Regions from separate parts of the Mus musculus genome. Here region 2 is linked to region 1. Evidence: chromatin loops called from intact Hi-C (ENCODE). Cell type or tissue: left cerebral cortex. All regions are shown on one strand. Links, peaks and the distances in the headings refer to the core of each region. The heading gives the core; the rest is flanking DNA.

Region 1 (8,338 bases), core at 288-8,287:
GATTTAGACACCCCGAAGCTGAGAACGCATATCCCAGGGAGAACCGATGTGGAGAGTTTCCAAATGCTGAACGCTAGGGATAAAACTTTCTTCCTTAGGATTGCCACCTGGACCTAGAAAGTAAGTTGTCCCGGGGCAGAGTAGCTACTAGACAAGATTGCTTGGGGAAGGGAACACTTGCTCAGATTTGGAGTTGCACGGGGTCTTTTACGAACTTGAATTCAATTTCTTACTACATTGTACAATGCAGATTTATAGATTTAAAGCCACAGTCTTGTAGTCTGTACAGAGTCTGGCATCTGTGTGACTGGCTAAAGCAAAGGGCTCAAAGGCGCCACCTTCTGGAAGGATGCTCCCCTGCATCCCTACATCTACTCTATCTTCTGAATGACACAGTAGCCTCTTCTTGTGTCTGATACGAAAGCTAGTTCCCGTTTCTTGTTCAGCTTCCAAAAGCTGCCTCATTCCTCAACCCTTCCGAACCACATTATTCCTGGTGCTTTCTTTAATGTCTAGCACGGTCTCTGCCATCCATCCATAGCCATGAGGAAACCTGGTGTGACACTGTCCCACTGAGAAGTTCTTCATGCTTGGATAGGGACACCACCGTCTTGCGGCAAACCATCAGCAAGAGGTACTGTGAAGATGCACGTAAGAGCCGCCACTTCCCTTCTGAGCTGCCACAGCAACACCTCTTCACCAGCTCTGTGCCAGCCCTTCTACCGCCAGCTTCCTTCCCAGTCATGGAGCAGGGAGGAGGGTGAGAGGGCAGTGAGGGGAGAAAGCAGGAGTATGAAGTAGAGGGATTCTCACCCCTGGTGGGGAGAAGTGGGAAGAGTTCTCTTCTCTCCCAGCATGCCTTCCGCTGGTCTTCATTGAAGAATTCCCTCCTACCTTCCTCCATGACTGTGAAATGTCACATTTGCCACATTTTGCCTGCTGTAAACCACTCCCTAACAGAGTAGATAATGTGGACTGGAATGATCTGGTATTGCCCTGGGATGGCTGTCCCTTTTGTTGTAGCTATTGCTGTTTGCTTTTCTTTTAAGACGCTCACACTGTAATCCAGGCTGGTCTTGAACTCACCATGTATCCTAAGCTGATCTCAAACTCACAGCAATCCTCTGCTTCAGATTCTAGGACTCCAGGTATAAGCCACCATGCCTGGCTATTTTTTTTTAATTATTGCTTTATTAATGAATTAAAACTAGATATAGTTGTAGTATACTTTAGTTATGTAGTTCTCAACCTTCCTAATTTTGCAACACTTTAATGCAGCTCCTTATCTTGTGGTGACCCCTGACCACTAAGTTTTCTTGTTGCTACTTCCTAACTGTAATCCTACTACTGTTATGAATCATAAGGTACATATCTGGTATACAGAATATCTGATAAGCCACTCCAAAGAGGTCATGACCCAGAGGCTGAGAACCACTGCCTAGCTAGGTCACCATTAGTTGATTAAATCAACTTTTGAGGAAACCATTATTGTTTCAAAGCAGAGGGAATAAAATTTCATTTTTAAAAAAATGTGAATCTTAGCACCTTTATCCAAGCTACTGGCTTCATAGATATTGATGATAAATGCAGGGTTTTGTTTAGCCTTGAGCTCAGTACAAGTACTATAAAATGACTCTCATGAAAGCCAAGTCCATCTAGGCTGAACCCTTAGAAACAGCTGAGAAGAAGAGGGGGTTCCATGGTGTGCATTCAGAAGGTATCTTAGTACTAACTTCACTTCCACGACCATGACTTTGAGAGGATCACTGCCAAACGTCAACATGATTGTTCTGAGCACCTATCAGGTTCTGGGAATGGTATAGACCCTTTGTGCACATATTTTGTTCTCTTTCTCTGTGTGGAGGCCAAACACCAAAAATTGACATAGGTTCCTCCATCACTCGCCATCCTTTTTTTTTTTTTTTTTAAGGCAGGGTCTCTATTGAAGGAAGTATCTAAAAAATAGAGCCGGCTCGCTCCCGCGGTTGTGCCTGGCTGGCCATGCACTGGCGGTAAAAGGCCGACCTATTTCATCTCGTGGAGTCTCTCTGGCCTGGAGCTCCTGAAACGTCTCCATTCAGCTTGCTAGGTTCCCACTGTCAGGTCGCTATCATGCCAACCTCATGCTTCAAACCCCTCCACAGCCTTTGTGGTGCACATCTGGCAAACCCATGCTTTGCCGCTGTACCTCTCTCTCTTGAATCCAGCTGAGCCGCTGCCTAAAGGAAAACACAACACAAACTTAGCTCAGAAACTATGGTAACTCAATCTCTGGGTGCAACCACTAAAACCTAATCTTGTAAGCCTTATTAAAAACTGATTCTGCCATGACACAGGGAAACTCTAGCAGCTACATCTTACCCCTCCGCTGTCCGGTTCCAAAAGGGCCCTAACTCGCTCCTGCTTCCTCTCTGCCTCTCTCCAACCCAGAAGTCCCACCTACTCGCCCAGTGATTGGCTTTATTCGTTAGGTGATTGGCTCACAAGACCAGCAGCAGGCCCGTCCACACTAGGTCTCTTCCTGAACCTGGAGCTGCCTGGTTGACTAGACTGGCTGGTCAGAGACCTTCAGGGATCGGATCTTCCTATCTCTGTCACTGGTGCTAGGGTTACAGACAGGCATTAAACGCCTGGCTTTTACATGCCACTGAAAACCCTCATGCTTGTGTGGTAAATGTCTTATTGAACCATCTCCCCAGACCCTAAACACTAAAATTTGATATTTTTAAAGGCTGGACTTACTTGCTCTATAGAGCATGCATATAAACATTGGTATGTTGTGTTATATATCCAAAAACTGAATGATAATTATCCAGAAACTGACAAGTGATTCAATTATAAATTTATTATAGACAGAGAAAAAGTTTTACAATACACTGTGAAGTTAAAGGAAGGCAGGGCAGGACTGGAGAGATGGCTCAGTGACCAAGAGCACTGGCTGGTTTTTCAGAGGACCCAGGTTCAATTCCCAGGACCCACATGACAGCTCACAATCCTCTGACTTCATCCCTAGTGTATCTGATGCCCTCTTCCCACCTCTGTGGGCACTAAATGCACATGGCACACAGACATGCATGCAGGCAAAACACCCATACACATAAAATAAAATACTATTAGTTGGTTTCTACTCATTTCTGAATAAATGAAAAAATATAATTATCATTATCACCATATGCTATTTTTATAGAATGTTTACATTATTATTTTCCTGTGATGGATATGTATTGTTTTATCCATTTTTAAAGCATTAGAAAAATATGTTATAAGAAAAATTGAGTGAAATCCACTCTGTGTATATTAAATTAAGAGAATTTTTAATTTTTTTTTTAATCCTGGCTTTAAAAAAATGAAGCAGTTAATGGGTTTAACAAGGAAGTGTTGCAGTTACCCATGTATGCCATCAGAGGGCGCCAAAACTGCCCGCTGAAACTTAGCTGCAGAAATTAAGTAGCTCGATCCCAAGGCATTTCTAGCTTAAAACGGGCAAAAGTTTCTCTGAATAGAGTGTTTGTTAGTGATATATTTTAGTACACTTTTTCAATGTACAAAAAAAATTAACAGTGCCATTTCCCTAAAGGTCAGATTCTCAAAATTTCCGGAAATATGTAGACTCTTTAACACTTATCCCTGACTGTTCCATAATCTAAGTTACAGGGAAGGTTCCAGACAAACAGTAATAAGGAATGTCCGTGGTGCCCAATTGTGAATGGAGCGTACCAGTTTCCAGTGCAGTGCACTCTTCAGACAAGTCCGAGGTTCCCATGCGCTCGGGGAGGCTGAACCTGACATATGACCCCCCTGTCCCACGACCCTGAGCTGGAATGGAAGGTTCTTCCAAAAAAAGAGTGTGTCAGGCTCAGTATCCCTCATTACTAGGAGTCGTCTCTGGGGTCATACTTGGTAGATTCCAGGGAGTTTCTCTGCACTTATTTTACACATTCACACGCACGCACGCACGCACGCACGCACGCACACACAATTCCAGAATCTCTTTCCGTATTTTCTCTCCATCCCTCCTACTGGGTTGCCTGTCCAGCCTTGATAAGAGGGTTTGTGTCTAACCTTATCGTAACTTGTTGTGCCGTGTTCCATTGATATCTCTGAAAGGCCTGCTGTTTTCTGAAGGGAAGCAGGATGTAATGTATCAGAGAAGAGTTAGAGAGAGAGAGAGAGAGAGAGAGAGAGAGTCACAGAACCCTAGAAAGTTCTAAGAGCTTACAGCTGAGGAAGCACAAGGAGACCATAATTGTCTTTAAAAGATAGGACAGAAGAAGATGTCATGTGGGCACACAGGGATTCATCATGGTCTATGAAGCTGTGACACCACTGTTTGCACGTGTACCTGGGAAATGTGGCCAGAAACATGCATTGTTCCAAGTCACTTTTGAGGACTTTCCTCTCTTCCACTTGGGAAGAACAAATTCTGCCAGAGGACATGTGCCATTAACCACTGCGATCCCCACTCCGACTCTCAGCCTCTAGAGATGCTAATTATAGCAGAAAAATTCATTTCCTTGTGAAACGCAAGTCGGCCATATTGAGCTGCAGCATGCGGTGGGGGTGGAGAGCATCCGAGGGTCAGCATTCCTCTGTAAGCAGACAGCATCCGTTCAGTGAGAGAATCCCTTTAAAACCATAATTACATAGACAGCACTGTCTAGCTCAGAGGACAGCACTGGAGATCCAATCAGGCAGGTTTTACTCTATGGAAATGAGTGTGGACCCTAATCCAGCCAGCAAATCACTCAGCTCGGGAAGGGTCTGCACTCATCAAACTGTTTTCAAAGGCAGAGACGGCCTTCCTTTTCCTCAGGGTGGACTTTAAATCCTGTGCTGTTGATGTAGTTTCCAGAAACCAGGGTTCAAAGAGGGACCTCATCACTCCTGGGATGGTGACATGCTAATACTGTGTCTCGTGCTCTTCCTACAGCTCGACCATTATCCTGCTGTGGGTTACCATCTACCCAGCTCCTCTGATACGCTCTTCAATTCTCCCAAGTCGCTCTTCCTTGGAAAAGTTATAGGTAAGCCTTTGGTTCTTCAGGTGTGAGTGCAAGAGCTATGAATGCCCCTGACACAAGTCACACCAGGTAGTGTGAATTTGCATTCTTAAACTATAGCTCTCTCTCAGTAAGGTCAACCCTGAGCATCTTTGTACAAGGAAACCTATGTGGTTGTTGACGGTGTCTCACAGGAGTATTATAAGATCCTCTTTGGGGTATTGCTCATGCGATACATTGAGGCTGCTAATCACAGCTTTGATGGGAATTTTGACTAGGACAGAGGGTATCTCAGGCAGTGCCTGAAATGGAACTAGCATTACATGGTATATAGTATAAAGAAAAGCCAGTGAAATGTAAAATGTAAAATTTGTTCTTTGGTTTATGAAAGGCCTCTGCCTATGCCTATGCCTGTGAGTCACTCCCAAGAAACTCATCCAATGTCATTTGCAGATTAGAAGGTCATCAGGTAGAGGGCTGAATTTATAACTACCCTTGTCTTTCCCTCTCATGTAAGAAATAGTCACCCAGAATAAAAGGCGGGTGCCCATGAATATTTTTAGTGTTTCACATGAAGCCAACATGTCCTGAGTAGACGTCAGTGTCAGCAGGAAGCACAGCTCACATCTTAAAGGGATAAGAGATCACTTGTCTTGAGAGCCATAGGAGTGACCATAGTCAGAGACCATGGTTCAGATTGCCCCAAATAACATGTTCCAATGTAGATATCATTAAATAAACCTTCATAACCACAGGACATGCCATAAATCAAAACACACTGGTGAGACATCAAGCATCGATGGTAACATCGATGGTAACATCAAGGCAGGGGATGTCTGCTATTGGTTTTATCTGATGATATTCCGAGATTTGGGGTTGTTGGAAGACAGTACTGTCTGCTAATGTATTCCAACCTTCCACCTAAGTGAAAATATGTTAGGTGAACAATGAATAATTATTAAGAGGACTAGAGATAATAGCCCAGATAACTCGGTTCTGGGTCTACAGCAGTCCAACTGTTTCAAGTCACAAAGTTCTCATCAGTCAATTGGCATTTAAAATATTTGACATCGTTATGGCTTTTTTTCTGGACTTCAGTTCACAGTGGTATCTTATAGGCTGGGAGAGCGGTCACTCAGTCCAAAGGGCACTGTTAATGTTATTTCACCAGGCTACTTTGTCCATTGATCAAGAGGCCAACTTGTGAAGTCACAAGTTTTTCCAAAATTGAATTTACTCACGAGACAGCTAGAAACTAAGGAAAGGAACCCCGAGATAAGGTTTAGGGGTTTTCATAAGGAGACAGGGTACTCTGGGGTATGAGGGAAGGTAGTCAAAGGTTCAGAGAGGTGAAGTGCAGATGTCTGCACTATCTTCATAGCTCTTCATGGAGTCCATGTTCCGAAAATGTCCTTGATAGTGTGATCTGTGGGTGCAGTCTGGGACCTTGTGATGACAGAATGGTGCCTGTCAATTATTTGTGCAGACCCAGAACACCAAAATTGGGCTTCAATCAATTTGAGCTAGGCAAGTTATCTGTAAGATACAACTTAATCTATCTCGACCAAGGTGACCTACTGTTAATCCCAAAGATGAGAGGAGAAAGACCACTGACCCAAATCATCATGACCAAAATAATTGAAGCAAGCAATTAATTAAAGCATGCTTTTTTTATTCATGTACATGTGCTGCCTTTCCCTAAGACAGGGTTAGAGAGGTCCCTACAGTGGCATTCAAGAGGTCAGCAATGGATATGAGGAAGACAAGGTTTTTATAGCTCAAGGGTAGGGGATTTCCAAATGGGGATTTGGCAGGCAAAATAAGTGAGGTTACAGAAGCAGAACACAGCAAGGTGATCAAAATGAAGCAGTCATAACAACCTTTGAAACAAAGGTAGGGTTGCAAGATGTCATTACAAGTTTATGAAGCAAAAACCTAATTGCAAGGTGGTGGTAAGATAGTCATAACAATAGATGGTCATGACAACAGGAGACCATAGTAACATTTTGAAACAAAGGCAAGGTTGACATTTCCAGGAAGAAGCAATGTAGAATCATTTGTAGTTAAGGTTACAGGTGGAGTATAGCCCAAACCTTGAGAAACAGAGGTTTAAACATAAACACGAATGAACCTAGTTTGTCCTCACTGTAAGATGCTTTTAAAGCTAAGATAAGGCGGGCTGGCTCATCACTACCCACTTGAGAATAGCAGCCTAGAGTCAAGCTAGCAAGGTCTCTCACTTGACTGTTTACTTAATGAGACTCCTAAAGTGCTGGGTAAACTGAGACCAAAAGACTGGAAGCATCTTGAGGCTTCCTGAATTCTAAAGAGCCTTCACTTGAAAGGCAGACTAGATCACGCCTCTTACAAGTTGAAAAGAATTGGTTAGCTTCATTGCGGAGACTTGGTTACTCAGAGAGCACTGATCAAACTATGGCTGCATGGTCACAGAATATGAGGAACAAACAGGAGACTGAACAAGTAATAAAATGGTAATGGACGTTTACATAGACTCTCATACAGACTCCATTTTAAGCACTTCAGCTATATTAACCCCGTTGACCTTCATCACAATTCTAGGAGGGTGTTGAGATTATTGTCTCCCTTCACAGATGGCAAACCCTGGCACAAATATGTAAAGTAGCTGCCCATAGCCACCTGGGCGACAAGTAACAGAACCAAACTTGAAGCCAGGCAGGCAGACATGAAGATAGCTCTTGACAACTGCTGCTGTGGTCTCTGGGACAGGTAACCCAGGCTTGGAATGGAGAAAAAAAGACAGCAAGAGTTGATGGGAAAATGCAAAGCTAAGGTTGAGCAACAGGAGTTGAGACTCCTATGACACGCCAGAAAGTAGCAAAGACCTTCCTTTAGAACCGGAAACATATTTGCCCTGTTGCTCGGTGGGACAGTTAGGCTATCAGGTCGTTATATAAAATCCATGCAGGAAAGGCTCCATACTCTGGTCAATAGAAAGGGTAGTTGATAGCAAATGTAGATTGGAGACAAGAATGAGGGCTGCAATTTATTGCCTGTTAAGCCTTAGACTTTTGCACAATATGAACAAATAGTTAAATAGCTACTCTTTGGTCCAATGTGTCCTAAAGACAACATGCTGGCCAAATATAGGTCTAACTACATTGTCCTGGCTGATCTAGTAGTTTTCTGTATTTGAAATATTTTATCATAAGTTTATAAAACAAGAATAGAAGACGGAAGTTTTGTGACATAGCATGCTGTATACATGAGCAAGATGGAAAGGAGACATTTACTCATAAATGTCAACATAATCCAATGAAACAAGATCTGTGATTATTATCCCTTCTAACACACAAGAC
Region 2 (8,338 bases), core at 261-8,260, 48 kb after region 1:
CTCTAGTGGATGTGCTATGTGACATTGACTAGGAATATGTACGGGAGCCAGCTACTTACTTGATAGACAAGAACCAAAACAGAAAGAAAATAATGTCCCTAGTATTCAAGAGTTGGAAATCCAGGACATAGAGGCCACCAATGAGTCCTAGGAGAGAATTTTCAGACAGGTCAAGGAGCTGGGGGGATGAATCAGTAGATAAAAGCACTTGTTGTTCAAGCGTGAGAGCTTGAGTTTAAATCTCTAGCAACCACATAAAAAGCCTGGAGTAGCCACTCACCTACACCCACCCCCAATGCTGTGTGGTGAAGAGAGCATGGGAGAGTGAGAGGTGGGCAGGCTGTAATGGTTGTATCAAATCCAAGCCTTTACACCTTAACATGTGTGTACAAAAGGAGTGTGGTTTTGCTGATTAGATAAAGACAGGCTAAAGCAGGGTGAGAAAGGGAACAATTGTCTTGGTTTCTTTGTCTGCTACTGAGATAAAATATTCGAGTAAAAATCGACATATGAGAGGAAGGATTTATTCTGGGTCACAGTTAGTTCTGCTCAGCTTCCTCAGTCCCCTTTTACAGTTCATCTGGACAGTACAGGAAAGGGTACCAGCCACAGTGTAGGGTCTTCCCATCACAATTAACACAGCCAAGAGAATCCTCCAGGCTCTTCTCTAAGGTGATTCCAGAGTCTGCCAAATTGACAATCAACATTAACTGTCATACTATTAAATAAACACTTAGCTCAATCCTTAATTATTATGGTTAAATTCTTAGTTATTATGGTTATTTTTAAACTGAGTAACTATAACATAGTACTAGATACATGTGGGTTTATTTTTATGCATATAGCGTATAAGTAGTATTTGCTTCTGACACAAAATGCTGGCTTTCCTGTGCCCTACCTTCGTAGTTCATACTCCGGATAATAGGATGTAATTGAGGCTTTGCTCACCGTGAAAGGGAACATGATTTGGAACAGGCTGTTCAGAGAGAAGAGAGTTATTTGCTTTGCCCAGAATGTGGGCTTCTGGATGGCTAGAGAAATACACACGTTTCTATAAAAACTCCAGTGGCGACCAAGGCCATCCTGAGTTCCCACTAAGTCCATGCTTGGTATTATATTTAAAATGCTCCTTAACTAGAAGCAAAATGCAGTGCTGTGTTATACATACTAAAACAAACTATTTATCCCTGCAAAATAAGGAAAGTCTCACACATTATTGTCAACCAAACATTCAGATGTGTTCCCCAGCAGAAGATAGAAGCAACATTATTCATGCTGTTTCGAACTAAGCCAAGCCATCGATTGTTCTGCCTCTCAGACTGCTGGTCCCCTTCCAAAGATGCATTAGGACTCATTACCAGAAACAGGGAGAATTTGTTGAAATTGTTTTACTACAAATCTTCAGGAAAAAAAAAAGTAAAAAGAACTGAGGCCTACATCAAATATGAAATAAGATCAGAAAACCTCCTAAGGGTACTTCTGTAAAGTGTTGCTTGTAATTACTTGTGTTTAATATGTCTCTTTAAATGCTTTAATGAAGTGGCTGAAAGAGTTGAAGAAACATTGTGTGTTTGTCAGAGCCAGATAACCCTGGGTGGACATTCTTGCTCTGCCACCTATAGACTTTGTGTCCCTGGGCGTCCTCAACCATAGCATGAGAAACAATCATCAACTTGCCTGGTGAGGCCACTGAGAAAGTTAAACAGGATGATGCATACAGCAGTGTAATGTAATGTTCACTAAGGCCTAGAAGGCATGGACTGTGTCTCCTTGCTCATCCTGTACACAGCACTGGGAAATGTTTGTTAGACGTTTTCACGGCTACGTGGCATCCCGTGGTTAGTTTGGTTAACCATGTGTCTGCACATCTCCAGGTGTTTGGTGTTGCTTTCTAATTGTCAGCCCATGCTGTTTACTTTGGAGTAACAAGTATAGAGTGGGAGGAGAGAGGCACCTTGAAACCTGAACACCACAAAATCTTTAGACAGCACAAAGCTAGAGGATCTGGGTTTCCTCATCCTCTAACCTCAAGAAGATTCACAGTGTAGAAATGAAACAGGTCTTTGTTTCAAATTCTTTATATCAGCTCAAAGGAGGCTGAAGCTTAGAGATCCAAAGTAATAGGTAAAATGTGAGCATTTAGCTCTTAATTCCTATCCAGACTGTTTTTTTTTTGTTTTTTTTTTTTTGTTTTTTTTGTTTGTTTGTTTTTGCTAGACCAGTATTCATTTGTGAGGTGTGTGTGTGTCTATGTGTCTGTGTGTCTGTGTGTCTGTGTATGTGTGTTCGTGATGGTATGTGGGGTAGTGTGTGGGGTGGGGTGGTGTATTCCTCATAAAGAGCATCTCTTACCAGGAGAGACTTCAAACTTCATTCCATAATTTCAAATCGACGACGCCTCTGAGTTCAGCAAACTGGAAGAATGTGATTTATATGGAGACAGAGATAAATCTATTAGCCTAAGCAAGCAAACAACAAAACAAAACAAACAAACATAAATACAATTTACCTGTAACAGAAATTGATGCCATGAAGTCAAGTCTCAGGGTTTGTGGCGGGGAAAAGAAAGAAAAGCAGAAAACAAACAAAATAAAACAAATAAACAAAAAAAAAAAAAAACATTCAAACAAATCCATGCTTACCTAGTTTTCTAGCCTAGGACATAAGGTGAAGAATATGGGCCATGAATGGCAGCCAGAACCATGGTTGTTCCTGATGAAGTCATACACAGTAGTAAACAGAGAGAGACAGACCTATGAGGCCATTCTATATAAACCCCTCACTGCAATGAGAACATTTACCCCCCCACCCCCCCCACCCCCCACCCCCCGCAAGCATCTAACTCAGCTCTTGTCAGTAACAGTGTTAAAGGCCTGGCTTCTGCTCTAGAACACTTCCTAGCATCAGTTTTCTCCATCTCTGCAGATGGCGGCCGCTCTGTCTTCTTCCATACATAACCACTGTTTGCTGCGATGTGGGAGCTTTTTACAGTAATGGGTGCCAGAACAGAAGTTCCAATGACTTTCTGAAGTTTTTACATATGGTCGGTCACTCTAGAGAATTATGTACCATGCTCAGAGTCAGTGTTCTTATTGAGCAGAAATTCTGATTTAATCATGCTGGCCTAACTCAGGATCAATATGTCTGGGGAATGGAAGATCCTGGTCAGATGATCTATGTCTATGAGGAGTCCCAAGGTTTCTCGGGAAGAATTGCAAGGGAGGCCAGAGTGGCCAGATTGAAAACCAGAGATGGCTTAGCGGTTAAGAGCACTGGACGCTCCAGAGTACTCAGGTTCAATCCCCAGCAGCCACATGGAACCTCGTAATTGTCTGTAACTCTAGTACAAAGGAACTCAACACCCATGTATACAGGCAAAACATCAATTCACGTGAAATAAAATTAAAAGACAAACAAAAACAGCATTAATGTTAGGCATGAACATTGGGCTCAGCATGGTAACCTCACAAACAAGGATTAGGAAAATGAGCCTTGAGCCTCAATCAGGATTTGCTGCAAGTTACCCAAGCAAGGCTTGTGATTATAGGCTTAGGTGAGACAGCTGAACACCAGGAAAGGGAGAGATAAAGGCTATCCCATGTCCGAAGGAGCCAGCTCATACTGCTGAGCATGCAGTTCTACAGACAGCTTCTGCAAGAGCCATGAGCTGGGCCAGCAGGGACTGTCCAGGCTCTGATTCTCAACATTAGCACAGAGCTCCAGGGCCAGCACATCTTTGCCAGGCCCACAAGGACCATCAGGTAGCATCATCCTCCTGTCTTGCATGGAGCAGATCCACTGAAAGCTGGAGGGTGCCTCAGGACCAGGCACCTCCTCTTTGTGTCTGCACATAGCCCAAATTCCCTCCCGGCTGCATTGTGTCTGTATGATGTAGAAGCATGACTAAGCTGATTTGTATTCCGCCAGCCAAGGGAAAATATAATTAACACAGCAGCACAAGGCTCTGCAAAGCCCATGGGAAAATCCCAGAAGGAAAGGACTCCCACTGTGCAGTTGGATGGCAAAGGGCTGAAAAAGCTACTCTGCTCTAATCCCACAGGGTCTCAGCTAAAGCCTACAATCAACAAAGGGAAATAGCATGAACCTTTGCCTATCAGGCATTAAGCAGAACCTGCCACTCTTAGAATTGAGTGTGGGAAATCTGGCAGACCTCAGTGAGAGTTCTCTGCCTTCCTGCAGCCCTAGTCTGCCAATTATGATTCACACCTTTATGCTGGGTAACAGATCAACTGACACAGCAACTCTGATAGACCTTCCAGCAGAGACAAGAGACCTCCCAGACTCTAGGAAGTAGCAAAACTAACTACAGTTATATGTGTACTGAGCTTATAGTTAAGTGTCAAGAGGCCCAAGAGAGGAACTGGGAGGTCAGGGGACTGGCTTCTGCCTGTGACCCAGCTAGTTACCTTTTTCACAAAGCAAGCAGAGAAAGCTACCTGCTGATGCATTTAATTAGCCCGTTCTTTCCCTCTGGTAATTCAGTGAGAAACTCAGGTTTTCCCAGTGAGAAACTGTTTGCTAAACTTTCTAGATTTTTATTGGCTTAACTTTTAGCATCTTCTGAAACTTTCAATTTTTTCTTTTTTTAAATTTTATTTTATTTTCATGACTTTAACAAATTAATGTCCAGCTTCTCCTAATTTGAAACTGTATCTTTTGTGCATCTGATGAAATAAAAGACTTGGGCAGCTGCTTGCTTACCACCAACCCCTCTTCTGCCCAGGCGTTGATGTCTGCCCTCCCACACTAATGGGTATATGGGCATCACTACCACCTGGTTTAAATATCTACCTTTTATTATAAGACTAGATTTTCCTGGTCATCCATTCTTCAGATATATAAAGAATATCAGTGTCAATTTCAACCCAGAGTCAGAACTGTCTCTGCTTTTATCTTGTGTTGCAGATCTGAGATTAGAGTTCAGTAAATGTAAACGTAATTCTATGGAGGATAATAGCTTAACATCAGCCTTTAATAGAGTGGTGATGTTAATGAAACAATATGATGCAGTTAAATTGGTTTCATATGCAGGAACAAAAAGAGTTGAAAACTCCAAATGGTAATAGAAGTCTTGCAAGAGGGCAGAGACTGGCTGCCCTCTAATTAGTAAGTGGTAGGGATGGCTTCTTCTTTTTTAAAGTAAAAGGTGCAAAACTTATATACTCTAAGGAGAAACTAGAGTATCATGACTTTTTAAATTAATAAACGATCAGTGGCTTTTTAGAAAAGTTATCCAAAGGGAAATCATCATGTACTATTGAGTCTACACCATGCTTCCTGTTAGGTACTGTCTTAGTCAGGGTTTCTATTCCTGCACAAACATCAGGACCAAGAAGCAGTTGGGGAGGAAACGGTTTATTCATCTTACACTTCCATACTTTGTTCATCACCAAAGGAAGTCAGGACTGGAACTCAAGCAGGTCAGGAAGCAGGAGCTGATGCAGAGGCCATAGAGGGATGTTCTTTACTGTCTTGCTTCCCCTGGCTTGCTCAGCCTGCTCTCTTATAGAACCAAGACTACCAGCCCAGAGATGGTCCCACCCACAAGGGGCCTTTCCCCCTTGATCACTAATTGAGAAACTGCCTTACAGCTGGATCTCATGAAGGCATTTCCTCAACTGAAGCTCCTTTCTCTGTGATAACTTCAGCTGTGTCAAGTTGACACAAAACTAGCCAGTACAGGTACTGAAAAAGAAAAGATAAAGCAGGGCTGTAACTCAGTTGATAAAGTGCTTGCCTACTGTATATGAAATGCTAAGTTAGACACCCAGCACCCAGTGATTGTATGCCTGTAAGCCCAGCACTTGAGAGGTAAAGGACAGGAAGTTCAGAGGTTCAGGATCACCCTCTAGTATACAGCAAGTTGGAGGCAAGCCTGGGCTACATAACATCATATCTCAAGGAAAAAAAAGTAAAGAAAGATGGAAAGAAGAGAAGAAGCAAGAAAATAAGAGTCAGAATTAAGCATATTCTAATGCAAGTTTCAATTCATTTAAAGAAGCTCAAAGATAAGAAATTTTGGGCAAGTTTTCTATGTCCTAGTTTGGTGCTATCATTAAAGGCTTTATTGTCACAGATGCTGTATGCAAAACAATTCCATTCATGTCCCTGAGGAGCACTTAAACATTATTGGCTTGACCATAAAATTCCATCATTCCATTAGGAAATCAATCTTTCCTATGTTTCCAAATGTAAAATGCTCAGGTTTGTCATTAACGTCCTACCAGTGACAAGAGAAACCTATAAGGTTTACCCTTGCTCATCCTTTGCTGACACATTTGCTGTATTTGTTAACTGTGACACTCTGGGCCAATTGTTTGACTTCTCTGGGTACAAGGGATGCCCCAAGAAGAAAGAATAGCAATCTCTCTCCCACAATGGCTGTAAGAGTCAAATGAAGTAGACACTGTGTGAGTGTCTAGCTGAGTATTTCTCATTCATCCACTCAAGAAATGCTGACTGCTTGGATGTGGTACCCAGGCATTAGGTACAAGAGAGATGCAGTAAACAACATAGAAGTCCCTTTGACATTTCCCCTCAGGAACCACTAGGCCCATCTAGGTTCCTTCCTCATAGACACTCTCCCTCTACTCTAACCCTTGAAGTCTAAAGCGTTTGACTGCAGCCCCTGGGAAAGCCTTTGCCACACAAATCTAAGTGGCTTCCTTTTACCCTGAGCACCTGCCAGTCTCCAGAGCATCAGGCCACTTCCCTCTGCACCTATAGAATTCTTCTCTCCTAGGAAACTGTGTGTGGCTCTAGGTTTGGTAGTCCCCAAAGCCACATCTCCAGAACTAGCCTTGGGAAGCTATAGATCTGTGGTTCCCAACCTTCCTAAAGCCAAGACCCTTTAATACATTTTCTCATAATGTGATGACCCTAACCATAAAAATTATTTTTTGCTATTACATGACTCTATTGATATTTACAATACTGTTATGAATCGTACTGCAAATATCTATGTTTTCCAATAATCTTAGGATACTCCTGTGAAAGGGTCATTTGACCCCCCAAAGGGGTCACAATCCATGGGTTGAGAACAGCTGCTGTAGATACTATGAGAGAATAGATTCTCTAGTCCAGTCCTGAACATACTGGACATTAAGTCAAGAGAGACTTGCCAGGCTGGAGAGATGGCTCAGTGGTTAAGAGCACATATGTTCCTGCAGAAGAACCTATTCAGCTCCTTGTAGACATTCTGGCCCTTTCACAGCTGCCTATAACTCTACCTCCAGGGAATCTGATACCCTCTTCTGAAGTCTTTGGGCACAGTACACATAAATACACAGAGACACACAAGGAGCTTAAACCATTTTTCAAAGACCTTTATGAGGAATGCTGGCATTTGCTCCTTTCTGCAACCATTTCTGTTTGGTTTACTCTTCTTACATCAGCAGGTGTGTCACTCTGCTGCTCTGTCCAAGATCTACATACACTTCTTTTTCTGCTTCTCCATCTCCCTAAAGCTCTTCTGCTGATCTTGCTTATCTCCTGCATGGAAATACCTCTCGCTATGTGGAAACTGAACTAGGTGTGGGCTTAGTGTATTGCTAGGCCACTCTTGGACCCATACCTTGAAGTCTGTACTGGACATTGGCCTTCCCCACCCATATGTTCTCATGACTTTCTAGGCTCGTGCCTATGGTTTCCTGATGGGAAACAAGCTATATTCATGCTGTTTGTAGACCATTCTAAGGTGATGGAAAAAGGAACAACTGGTTGCAGGAACAAAAAACCCTTAAACAAGATAAATCTCATTGTTAGTATGGCTTTATCATAGCTTTTAATTTGATAGGCTAAAAACACCTTTTTAAATGCAATTTTACTGAATTTTGAAAAAAATCTATATATCCAGGCAGCTACTAATCAATATAAAGAACAATACAAAAAAAAAAAAAAAAAAAAAAAAACCACCCAAGTTTCCCTTGTAACTTTGCAACCAACCCCTGTCCTCACCAGTTCCTTTGATACCCTGAGAGACACTGTCCTTGTAGGCTGGACTTTTTCAAAGTATTATACATAACATATCATAACCTAGCCTGAACATTGTCTTTACGGTAATTGTGTGTTTGAACAGCTGCTATGACAGGCTGAGTTGCTTCTCATTTTGAGAGTGTCTAGCATTTGCAATCTGATTTAAACTGTATTACTTTGTGGGTCCTAATCCTTACAGCAGTGCATGGCAGTGACTACAGAATCCCCATGAAGCCAGCACTGTGTCCTGTCCTTCCTTTAAGAAAGACAGAAGGGCAGGGTACTTGGTGAAAGGCTCACCATAGCTAAAACTTTCCCCCACCTGCCCTCTACATCACCCACT

The links. Hi-C counts contacts between places; a loop is a spot of excess contacts. Peaks named below come from ENCODE experiments on the same cell type or tissue, not always from the same donor. Only the 100,000 strongest peaks of a DNase experiment are listed, where the experiment ranks them.
Region 2: a loop joins it to region 1, with 6 times the contacts of the local background. A loop is called at or near these places in 2 of 42 quality-filtered maps.

The regions. Positions count from the first base shown.
Region 1 is chr6:47,188,056-47,196,393 of GRCm38, forward strand. It overlaps Cntnap2 (contactin associated protein-like 2), which reads left to right. Exons shown (of 24, transcript NM_001004357.2): 21 at 4,931-5,024. Gm35280 (a long non-coding RNA gene) reads right to left here. Exons shown (of 8, transcript XR_001785456.2): 8 at 3,329-4,589. Among named protein-coding and RNA genes, the nearest start is that of Gm35565, 35 kb to the right of the region's middle. In left cerebral cortex, for the core only: CTCF peaks have their summits at 336 (motif pointing left) and 3,400 (motif pointing right); DNase peaks (open chromatin) are centred at 347 and 3,423.
Region 2 is chr6:47,235,806-47,244,143 of GRCm38, forward strand. All of the region lies in intron 21 of Cntnap2 (contactin associated protein-like 2), which reads left to right. Gm35280 (a long non-coding RNA gene) reads right to left here. Exons shown (of 8, transcript XR_001785456.2): 2 at 2,353-2,414. Among named protein-coding and RNA genes, the nearest start is that of Gm35565, 12 kb to the left of the region's middle. In left cerebral cortex, for the core only: no CTCF peak of the experiment used is centred there; a DNase peak (open chromatin) is centred at 3,905; H3K27ac peaks cover 981 bases.